3 separate regions of the Homo sapiens genome follow, and all the other regions are linked to region 2. Evidence: chromatin contacts called from ENCODE Hi-C data. All regions are on one chromosome and are shown on one strand. The core of a region is the stretch at or near the end of the contact, and the rest is flanking DNA. Distances in the headings are between cores, read along the strand shown. Region 1 holds the start of ZMAT3 (zinc finger matrin-type 3). Region 2 has its middle 64 kb from the start of LINC00501. Region 3 overlaps LOC124906307 (a long non-coding RNA gene).

Region 1 (3,406 bases), core at 503-3,002, 1.7 Mb before region 2:
CTGGAAGGACAGGTAGGATTTGACAATTCAAGGGGAGGGGAGAGAAAGCATTTTGTATTCAAGATGCAGACAGAGCTAAATTACAGAGGCAGGAAATGAAGGGGCATGGATGGGGGTGTGAGTGAAATGATGAGGGGAGACTGGTGGAAGGTCAGATCGGAAAGGCTCCGCAAGGCCTACTTGTGGTCCTAGATAAGGAGTGTGGACTGTGAAGTTCTAAGACTGGCTAAAGACCATATAGAAAAGGGGCTGGAGAGTGGATTTTAGCAGCATTTATTATTTTAGAAACAATATAGCCCTTTAAAATAGTGACACATAAAGTAAATGTACCTATACAGCTGGAAAAACAATTCAGGTGATGGATTACTCTCCCCAAATGGCTGGTGTACACTGTGTGTATATGTTTGTACTTCATATTCATTGTACTTATGAAGTCTTTTATGGTTTGTTGTTGTTGGTATTGGATTGGTGCATTTTTCAGCCAAAGAAACAGCCTTGATTTCCTGCAGTTGTTTCCCTACTAATAGGGCACATCTTACTATACTTAGATCTCCTTGGCATTTTAATTCGTGTTTTAAAAAATAACCACACAATAATGCAAATGTACTTAATGCCACTGAACTGTACTTTTTTTTTTTTTTTTTTTGAGACGGAGTCTCGCTCTGTCACCCAGGCTGGAGTGCAGCGGCGCGATCTCGGCTCACTGCAAGCTCCGCCTCCCGGGTTCACGCCATTCTCCTGCCTCAGCCTCCCGAGTAGCTGGGACTACAGGCGCCCACCACCACGCCTGGCTAATATTTTTGTATTTTTAGTAGAGATTGGGTTTCACCGTGTTAGCCAGGATGGTCTCGATCTCCTGACCCCGTGATCCACCCGCCTCGGCCTCCCAAAGTGTTGGGATTACAGGCGTGAGCCACCGCGCCCGGCCTGTACTCTTAAAGTAGTATATTTGTTATCGTTTGCCACACACAAAAATAATACCCCAGCAGATCTTCATACGAGTTAATTTACGCTATAAGTTTAGAGCCGGAATTTCCTCAGCTCATCACTCAGTGTTAACATTGAAGATGTCCAGGTTGGTTATGAAGGATGTGACATCCTAGCGTTGGCCACTCTTTTCCTGGTCCTTCCTGTCTTGCAGGTGAGCCTCTGGGGGTCAGGAGAAAGTCTCCTCTATCTCCTGCTCACTTTCGTGTAGGGGAGGGAAGGTGTGTGTGTGGGTGGGTGGGGGCGTTTTGTGTGAGGGAGGCCGATACTGGGCAGGCAGCCACGCTCTTCTTCCTCCATCCTGGGGCGGAAGTGGGGAGAGCAGCAGTTTAAAGGTTCTGTTGCAGCAGTTTAAAGGATCCACTCAGCCGCCTTAACCGCCAACCAGCAGGCTAAGGGAGGAACAGAATGAACAATGTTTGGATCCCAATGACTGGAGATGAAAGTTGCAAAAGCTCTGCCCAGGCTTCTACCAAGGATTAACTTTCCAGGGCATCTGCTGAACTGCTCTTCGGGGCTGTCTGCTGAGATTGGCGGCGGGACCCTCCCGCCTCTCACTCGTGCCTTTGTTCCCCACGCCGGCCTAACCCCGCGCCCCTGCGCTCGCGGCCAGGGCACCTGACCCACGCGCCGCCCGCCGGGGATGCGGGAGCCGCCACTGCTACCGCTGCCACCGCTGCCGGGCCTGCTCCGCCAAGCACATGCGCAGTGGCGACGCCGAGCCGGCGCCCTCAGTCTCCTCCTCCACCGCCTCCCGGTTCCGCAGTCACTTCCTGCAGCTGTTTCCCTGTGGGTCGGGTTGGACTGACTTTTGACAGTCAGCCTTCGGCTGCGGAGGGGGCTCGGCGGCGGCCGGCGGAGAAAGTTGCTCCGAGAAGAGGCTGGGTCGAGCTGGGCCGAGCCGGGCGCGCAGGGCGGGCGTCGCGGGCGTCCCGGGCGGACGCGGCGCGGAGACTGCCGGCGCGTCCCGGGGGTTCCGGTAAGTGCGGGCGATTGGGAGCCGCGGAGCTTTCAGGACGAGCCCCTGGAGCGCCGGGGACTAGCGGTTCCTTTCCGATGCTCTTTCCATCTGCCCTCCACGTGACAGGGCTTGCGCTGCTTCTATTTATCAGTTTGCTTGTTTCAGGCATTTCACGTGGACCAGGTGGATCATCTGTGCGTGCAGCTGCCTTGGCCCTCTCAGTTGCCCCCGCCCCGTGGGAGTCGGGGGATTCCATCCTTCGTGATGGCATCCATACCGGGTTGAGGTGCGTGTGTGGGTTCGTGTGTATGCATGCACATCTTAGGAATGTAAGGTGGATGTGGGCGACGCTGAACTGTCTGTAGCTTTGATTCAAATCTGTAAACAGTTCTCTAGGATTAGGAACCGTCACAGCGGAGACTGAAAAACATTCGCCAATTCACCAAGGCCTCTTCCCCAGTTTTCTGCGTTCTTTTGAGCCTTCTTTATAGGATACACCTTGCCTCAAGTGATTATTATTATTATTTTTTTTAACTTTTCTCCCTCTCATTCCTTCTTGCTGCGTTCTGATGACCTCTGAGTAATGCTCGCTGCCTTTCCCTCATTTCCAGAATTCCCAATTACAGACTTACCTAGTTTGCTGAGGTGCTCCTAACCTGTTCCTTTATTCTATTCTCTTTCCTCTGTAGATTTCTCCAAATGAGACAAGAGATTGTCTTTAACACAGTATGTGAAGAGTAGGCCCCAGTCCAATCATTAAAACTAAGTATGCTATGACAATTAATTTTCTTTAAACAGGGTACCTTGTGAAGCTTTGATTTTCTTTAATGTCGTCTTAGCTCCTTTCCAAACCAGGACATTAACCAGCATAAATCCTTCATTTATGCCATCGCAAGCATCAAAGTGACTGGTTTTTAAGATTTGAAGAATATTTATGCCAGTCTTCAAATTAGTCCCTTTTAAACCAATGCAACAGTTGAACAGATCTGAGTTGCATGTTTTGGGTCTCTGTATTCCATCATTCATGCATTCACTGAAGACTTGGTTTTATTCATTTTAAGATTTATATTTTATACTAATTTTTGTTTGCAAATGTACTAATATTTGATGCAATTGTCATACATAGATTTTTTTGAGGAGTCGACATTGTGTTGATTGTTAAATATAACAAGAAATAAATTTGGGATATCAAGCTACTCTTTAAAAATTGTAAAGATCAAATGTGATAATGGGTAAATCTGTGTTTGGCAAGAATTTTTTCTTTAAATCAGGTAACTGTCACCTCTGGTAGGAGGCCTTTTGTGCCTCTGTTCTTTGAGAAGGATCTTTATTTTGAGGGAAACCTGTAGATAACACTGGGGGAGACACATGCTAGAATTTCCTCAAGTGAAAGTGAGCTTTCATAAAACAAGTCCAGACATGCCTAGGCAATTGGTAGCATTTGATTTTCTGTTTATA
Region 2 (3,239 bases), core at 366-2,865:
CTCTTAGATAATGCCAGGTACTCTGGAAAGTAGCCGTGTAATAATACACAAACCCCTGATGATGTCAGCGTGTTATTGACTTTCCAAGTCTGAATGACTGAGCAGAGGAGCGGGGGTGGGGCGCAATCCATCCGGCAGCGCGGAGACCGGCCAAGCGAAAATGGGCTCGCCAGCCTGGCGGGGGAGGGGCGGCTCGCAACAGCGGCGGCTGCTTCGAGCTCCGGCTCTGCCGCCGCGGCGTCGGGGTCGCTGCCGCCCAGCCCAGGCGGGGCTCGGGTTCCCGCTCCTCTGATGTTTACGTTTGGTCAAAAACTCCTCAGACAGAAATAACTAATGCCTCCCCCCGGAAGCTTTTACCACGTGGCAGAGTGGGGTCACAAAGGGGGGAGCAGTGGCACGAAGGGGATGGGGAGGAAGACCTCCCTGTTCCCTCCCCCACCCTGCAGGGGCCTTCCTCTTAGGCTGCAGAGCCGAGGGTCGCTCTCCGTGGTGGAGTTCCCTCTGCAGAAGACCCCTGGAAAATTGCACTTCAGCAGTGGTGACATTTTATAGGCCATGATTTGCTGCATTTATGGCTCTGGCAGTGCAGGTGCGGAGTCGTAGGCTCCCGTTCTCACCCTGCAAATTGCTCACAGTGCAATCTGTCATCTTCAAGGCTAGGTGTGAACCGGGCAGGGTTGCCCTTAAAACGGAATTGCAGTTAAAGGCCGGGATCTGGAAGGAAGCGCTCTACCCCGGGGCGTGGCCTTTCCCACCGGCTCTGGACCTTTCCTTCAAGCCCCGCCATGCGCGCCCACCGACTTGGCTGTCGCAGCCTGGGGGCACTGGGCGCCCTGGGCTCTGCCTGCCTGCAGAGCTCTCATTCTTTCCGTTCCAGGCCTGTGGAATCCTCCAGTGAACAAGGCCTCATGCTGGCCTCTGCCCCACCCCACTGCGAGGAGCCGCTCCTCCTCCGAGGCCTATGGTTTTTCTCCCCGCGGAGTGGGCTTGGTGGGAGCACCGCGTGGCGCAAACAGCACGGGGGGACTTTGGAATCGCCTGGACTTGAGCCCTGCCCCACCACGTGTTCGCTGTGTGAATGTGGACAGGGTGGTTACCCTCTCTACAGCCCGCGTCTTAAAATGGGAGTAGTAACAACCCCCTCAACAGTTGTTCTGAGGATTAAGTGAAATTCAGATTTCATAGGAGACCTTTTTCAATAGTCAAGTCTCTCGCCTTTATGAGTCAAGTTCCACTGGGGCCAGAGGCCCTGTGGTTGTTTCTGAAAACAAGGTCAGCAGAAGTGCTAGACCCATTGTTTCCTCAACTCAGCCCTTCCCCCTACACTCCTGGCAAAGTGGAGCCCGCAGCCTCTTCCGACCCACTTCCACCTTCACCCACACCCACAGGCTTACAGGGCAGAGCTGTTTTGTTGACGGGGCGGGGGTGGGGGTGGGGACGTGGAAACTGTACCTCTGACCTAAGCTGGACCATTCACGGCCCTTCTCAAATTTCCCTCCCCCACCTTGCCACAGGGGATTGGTCCCAGCGGGAAGAGCTGACATATTTGAATCCAATCAAAAGCCTTCTTGGGAAATTTTGAAACTGGAAGTGAAAAAGTCAGTTTCTCCCCAGGGCTAAAACTGCAAGATATTATAACATACATGACCATGTTTCCCATGGTCAGGAGAGGAGAGGCAAGGCCAATCTGAAGGCAGAAACAGAGATAAAGATCGAGCAGAAAACAAAGATAGAGCCTCAGCCACAGCCAGACAGGCTGGGAGAGAGCGCTGAGGCCAACAGGAGTCTAATGTTATTGGCAGCATCGGTTCCTGTGTCCCTGGTACAGCCCTGCCTGCCCCCGATTCCTTGCGACAGCCCATTATTTTTTGCCACAAATTCTTATTGTTTAACCTAGTTTGTGTTTTTGTTGCTTCTAATCCAAAAATCCCATGGCATTTACTAGTTTAACTTACACAGTATGTCAGTTGAGTTCAAGAGCTCCCCAGCCCCATTATAACCCCCCGAGAAGTCTTCTATCCTCCGCAGCATATGTCAGTGCCCCATAACAAGGTGCTCAATAAATGCTCTTCAGATTGCACTGAGCAAGTTGTGAGTGGACGGGAAGTGCCCTGGTGGCTGTTGAAACTGGAGGCTTCAACTGGTTAATTTAAAGGGGAAGCATCGCCAATTGCCACAGACTTCTAGAAGCCCATTTATTGTACCCTAGTGGTAATTAGGGCTTATTCAAGTGAATAGAAAGAGAAAAGAGAAGAAACTTTATCCCCTCTAAATTGCATTTAATAAAAATCTTGGAGAAAATGAGTGAATTGTCAGGCTTAATAATTTCCCCTGGGTCTTTGTTGGAGGGAGGCTGAGGAAATGTACAGTATTCTACATTTATAGGACAGCAGATCTGCATTTTAACAGAGTAAAATGCAGTCGTGGCTTACCCTCCTTTTTTCCCCCTTCATTTGTTTCCAAAGGGTTTTTTTCCAGCTCATGAGTCACTTCCAGTCAGATTCAAAGACAAAAGCCGGCTAATTGTGTGTCCATGAGTCAGGGTCCCACCCTGCCTTATCTGAACACCCTTTCTAGCTCTGAGAAGACAGAGCAATTTTCAGCCTATAAGGCATTGAGTGGAACCTGTTACACACCGCTTCTGGGTCAGGCTCTTTAGGGAGCAGTCCAGGCCCTTCCATTTCCTTCTGGCATCTGGCAGCTGATAGCACCTTGGGGTGTTTCCTTGCCAGTGTTATTTTCAGTCAGGAACTGTGCAGTCTACCCTGTTCCTAAGGCACCCTGTTGAGCCCAGAGAGATAAAGGTGAATTTAAAAGGAGGTCTAAACCCTCTAGCAATTTATCATATAATGAAGGAGAAAGGCAGAAAAGAATCACTGTTAGACAAGCTTTGAGGGTTATGGAAGAGTAAGTGCTAAGACTAATGATTTCTCAGTCTGCACCCCTTGCTGTCTCTCAGCAGCATTTTATCTGGTTGACTTTCCAACTACTTGAAACATTTTATTTCCAGACCTCCCTGATGTTACTTTGTTTTCCAAGCAGTGTCTATTTCCCACCCCCACTTTTTCTCTTATCCTTATGCCTTACATTCTCCCTCTTTCTAGATATCTCACTTCCAGATAATGGTACCACATCCAGCTGGCTGCTCATGCCCCAGAGACAATTCCTGATTTTTTTTTTTTTCTTTTTGAGACAGAATCTCGCTCAGTTGCCCAGGCTGGAGTGCAGTGGCATGATCT
Region 3 (3,071 bases), core at 386-2,885, 1.6 Mb before region 2:
CTTTTTTTTTTTTTTTTTCTTAATGAGACGGAGTTTTGCTCTTGTCACCCAGGCCGGAGTGCAATGGCGCGACCTCAGCTCACTGCAACCTCCACCTCCCGGGTTCAAGCGATTCTTCTGCCTCAGCCTCCCGAGTAGCTGGGATTACAGGTGCCGGCCACCACGCCCGGATAATTTTTGTATTTTTAGTAGAGACAGGGTTTCACCATGTTGGCTAGGCTGGCCTCGAACTCCTGACCTCAGGTGATCTGCCTGCCTTGGCCTTCCAAAGTGTTGGGATTACAGGCGTGAGCTACTGTGCCCGGCCTGTCTAGATTCTTCTTGGCCTCTCTGTGCATGCATTCCTTCCTTCTGGGTGTGGGGCAAGACACTCTCTGGAATTGGGGGTGGGGTCTTATAACCTATGATTGAACAACTAGGCTAGATAGTTTCTTTATGGCAGATTTTTACATAGAAAGGTGGGAGGAAAGTTAGAGCAACATGTTCAGGTTTTATGGCTGGCTATGGGGAAAAAGGGTTCTGGTTTCTATAGCCCACTTTGGAGAAGAAGATTCCAGTTTCTATGACTAGCCTTAGGGGAGAATAAAAAGGCAAAGACAGGAGGGTAGGAAGTTAGAGGAAAAACTTTGGGTTCTGAGGCCTTTATTTTGGGATATCATTTTCTGAGCCCCAGCACTTAGTATTCAAAAAATGTAAGACTGCCTTGGTAGTGACCTTCTGGACACTGGGAACTTTCAATGAAAGATTATAGGGATTATTACTGGAATCCACCTGGAATAAGAATCTACATCCTTAAAATATTTTCTGGGAATCTGTGATCCTATGTCACTTAGTTCAGCCTTTGGAAGAATATGTCTCACGAATTTACAGAATTTACACCTTTCTCTTGTTAAGCCTTGGTAGCCAGACTTTCTGTTTGGAAGTGCCTTTTCAGATAAGACCTAAATCTCCCTTGATATATGGAGCCTCCTAGAGCCAATCTGTCTTTCCAAAGCTGAATATGAAAAGTTTCCAGGCACTGCCACGTTATTGATGACTTCCATTACCCTTTGACGACTTAAATGACAGCCCTGCTGGGGAGAAAAACAAACACAATGGAGCTTCTCTTTCTTCTCCATTTTGCAATCGTACACACTCTTCAGTCTTCTACTTTACTTTTGAAAAATGTCTGTAGTCACTTCTGTCTACTCTTTCACTTCTGAAATGATTTTGAAATTGTTTTTTTTGAGTAAACATCTGAACTCAGGGGCCCGGGACTACTGTTGGTTGGCCCAATTGACAGCCATTAATTTAGTGAACCTCTTATTCATTTCATCTATGTCCATGAAAATTACCAGCAAGTTCAGGGTCAGGAGGGTGTGTAAGCATTCATACACAGTGTGTATGTGTGTCTGTGTTGTGTTTGGTGTGTGATAGAGAACTGATTGATAACAATCGGCCCTATGATCCTCCCCTTTCTGGGTGTCCTAGAAGATGGGCTAAGGGTATGATGAGAGAGGGGTGTTGAGCTTTCCAAGTTAATGCTGTAAGTATTTATTAGAGGGGTAGATTATGGAAGAGGATAGAGTCCATATTTAGCTAGCGTCTTCAAAGAGGAACTGATACCTTCAAGTGAAAGAAAATGTGCATGTTGCCTTATAGAGGCGTTCTTCCTGGCAGGTGACATGCTGTGGCTTTTTATAGAAATGCCTAAATGTCTCAATTATTCTTGCTTTATTTAAATTTTTTCTTTCTTAAAAATAGGATAAATAATAACAGTGACTGCTTATTACAGAAGAAGGTGATTAACTAATGAATTTAAACTTACTTGAAGTTTCTGGAGAAGACTGCTTTGGAAGAAAAAGGCCTATTAGTGTTAAAACTATTAATTATCTTCTAAATAATAATTGTTTATAGATGATTATCAGTGAATTCTAGGACTTGAGCCTCTCTTCCCCCATTTAAAAAATTAAATACATATGTGCAGATTAAATATCTATGTCTTTCATACGCAGCTATCAATTTTGGAGTCCTTGTTGGGACTGGAGGTCAATAGGAGTCACCTTCTTATGGTTTTACATTACCTCTGACATTGCAGATAAATTCACAGTCAAGGAAGTGCTTTTGCAGAAGTTTTCTTAGGTCTTGCAGAAACCTAGTGAAGAACGGTGAGGATTAGCCATGGGGGTTTGGAGTTTGCCACTCCGTGACTCTGCCATTCAATGAGCTCAAGCCTCTGGTCCTGACTCATCTTGTCTGTGCTTCTCCCATCATCCCTCTGCCCCTGCCTGTGGAGAGGTTGGGGTCTGCTTTGCGCCATTGTCTCCTCACTCCCAAGTCTTATCCGTGGTGACTGGGTCTATGCCGGAGAGGAGGAGTCCTCTCATTTGAACTGTGGCATCTTAAGGCTCTATGTGACTATTTTGCAAATGTTCTTAATGATAGGTTTAGAGTTTTCTTTCTTTTCTCTTCCTATACCCTTTCCTCTTCATTTCCTATAGGGCAAAAAGAGTGAAGATAGTAAAGAGTGAATCCTATAGATTTGATTATTTTCCATTAATAATCCAACAGAGTGTGTGGCACATGGTAGATGTTCAATAGACAGCTGATAAATTAATGAATGAATAACCACACTCATATCCACACTGGAAGGTGGTGTATATGGTTGTAGAGTGTGAGCTCTGGAGTCAGACTACCTGGGTTTGAATTTCAGATTTAGTAGCTAGGAGACTTTAGGCAGGTTACTTAGTTTCTCTGCCTCAGTTTTCTTATCTGTAAAGTAGGGATAAAATTCTCTCTCTTGAATTTCTTGTGAAGAGTAAATGAGTTAGTAAGTAATAAGGGCTAAGAATAGTGCCTAATACATATTAAGTACTCAATAAATGCTATTAAAGTATATTTCCATATGTAATCTCATTTTATCCTAACAACTATTTGGTGACATAAATGAGACAGGTATTTCTGGACCTAATAGCTGAGGAATCTCAGGTTCACAGGACTGCTAAGCAGTAGAGGGATGTCTAACATTCATTCTGATTCCAAGGTCTGATTTTTCTAGATTGAAGTTATTTGTTTAGTTTTGAAGGTGATTA

The links. Hi-C counts contacts between places; a loop is a spot of excess contacts on that map. Pooled maps may share reads with other maps.
Region 1: a loop to region 2 is called in a pooled map, with 2.4 times the contacts of the local background. The contact joins the promoter of ZMAT3 here to the enhancer-like site in region 2. A Hi-C loop is called at or near these places in 2 of 37 single-sample maps with no recorded cell type and 6 of 50 pooled maps.
Region 3: a loop to region 2 is called in a map with no recorded cell type, with 10 times the contacts of the local background. The contact joins two enhancer-like sites. A Hi-C loop is called at or near these places in 3 of 37 single-sample maps with no recorded cell type and 5 of 50 pooled maps.

What each region holds. Positions count from the first base shown.
Region 1 is chr3:179,070,155-179,073,560 of GRCh38, reverse strand. It overlaps ZMAT3 (zinc finger matrin-type 3), which reads left to right and starts at 1,752. Exons shown (of 6, transcript NM_022470.4): 1 at 1,752-1,966. RefSeq lists silencers at 1,326-1,735, 1,876-2,025.
Region 2 is chr3:177,356,912-177,360,150 of GRCh38, reverse strand. No RefSeq gene overlaps it. Among named protein-coding and RNA genes, the nearest start is that of LINC00501, 64 kb to the right of the region's middle. RefSeq lists enhancers at 1-270, 1-622, 1,296-1,590, 1,477-1,716, 1,837-2,036. Within about 2 kb of position 1,615, at least 40 of the 41 ENCODE cell types and tissues checked have a DNase peak (open chromatin) inside an H3K27ac peak, as active enhancers do.
Region 3 is chr3:178,967,720-178,970,790 of GRCh38, reverse strand. The region is part of intron 1 of LOC124906307 (a long non-coding RNA gene); the gene reads left to right. Among named protein-coding and RNA genes, the nearest start is that of ZMAT3, 100 kb to the left of the region's middle. Within about 2 kb of position 1,635, at least 3 of the 41 ENCODE cell types and tissues checked have a DNase peak (open chromatin) inside an H3K27ac peak, as active enhancers do.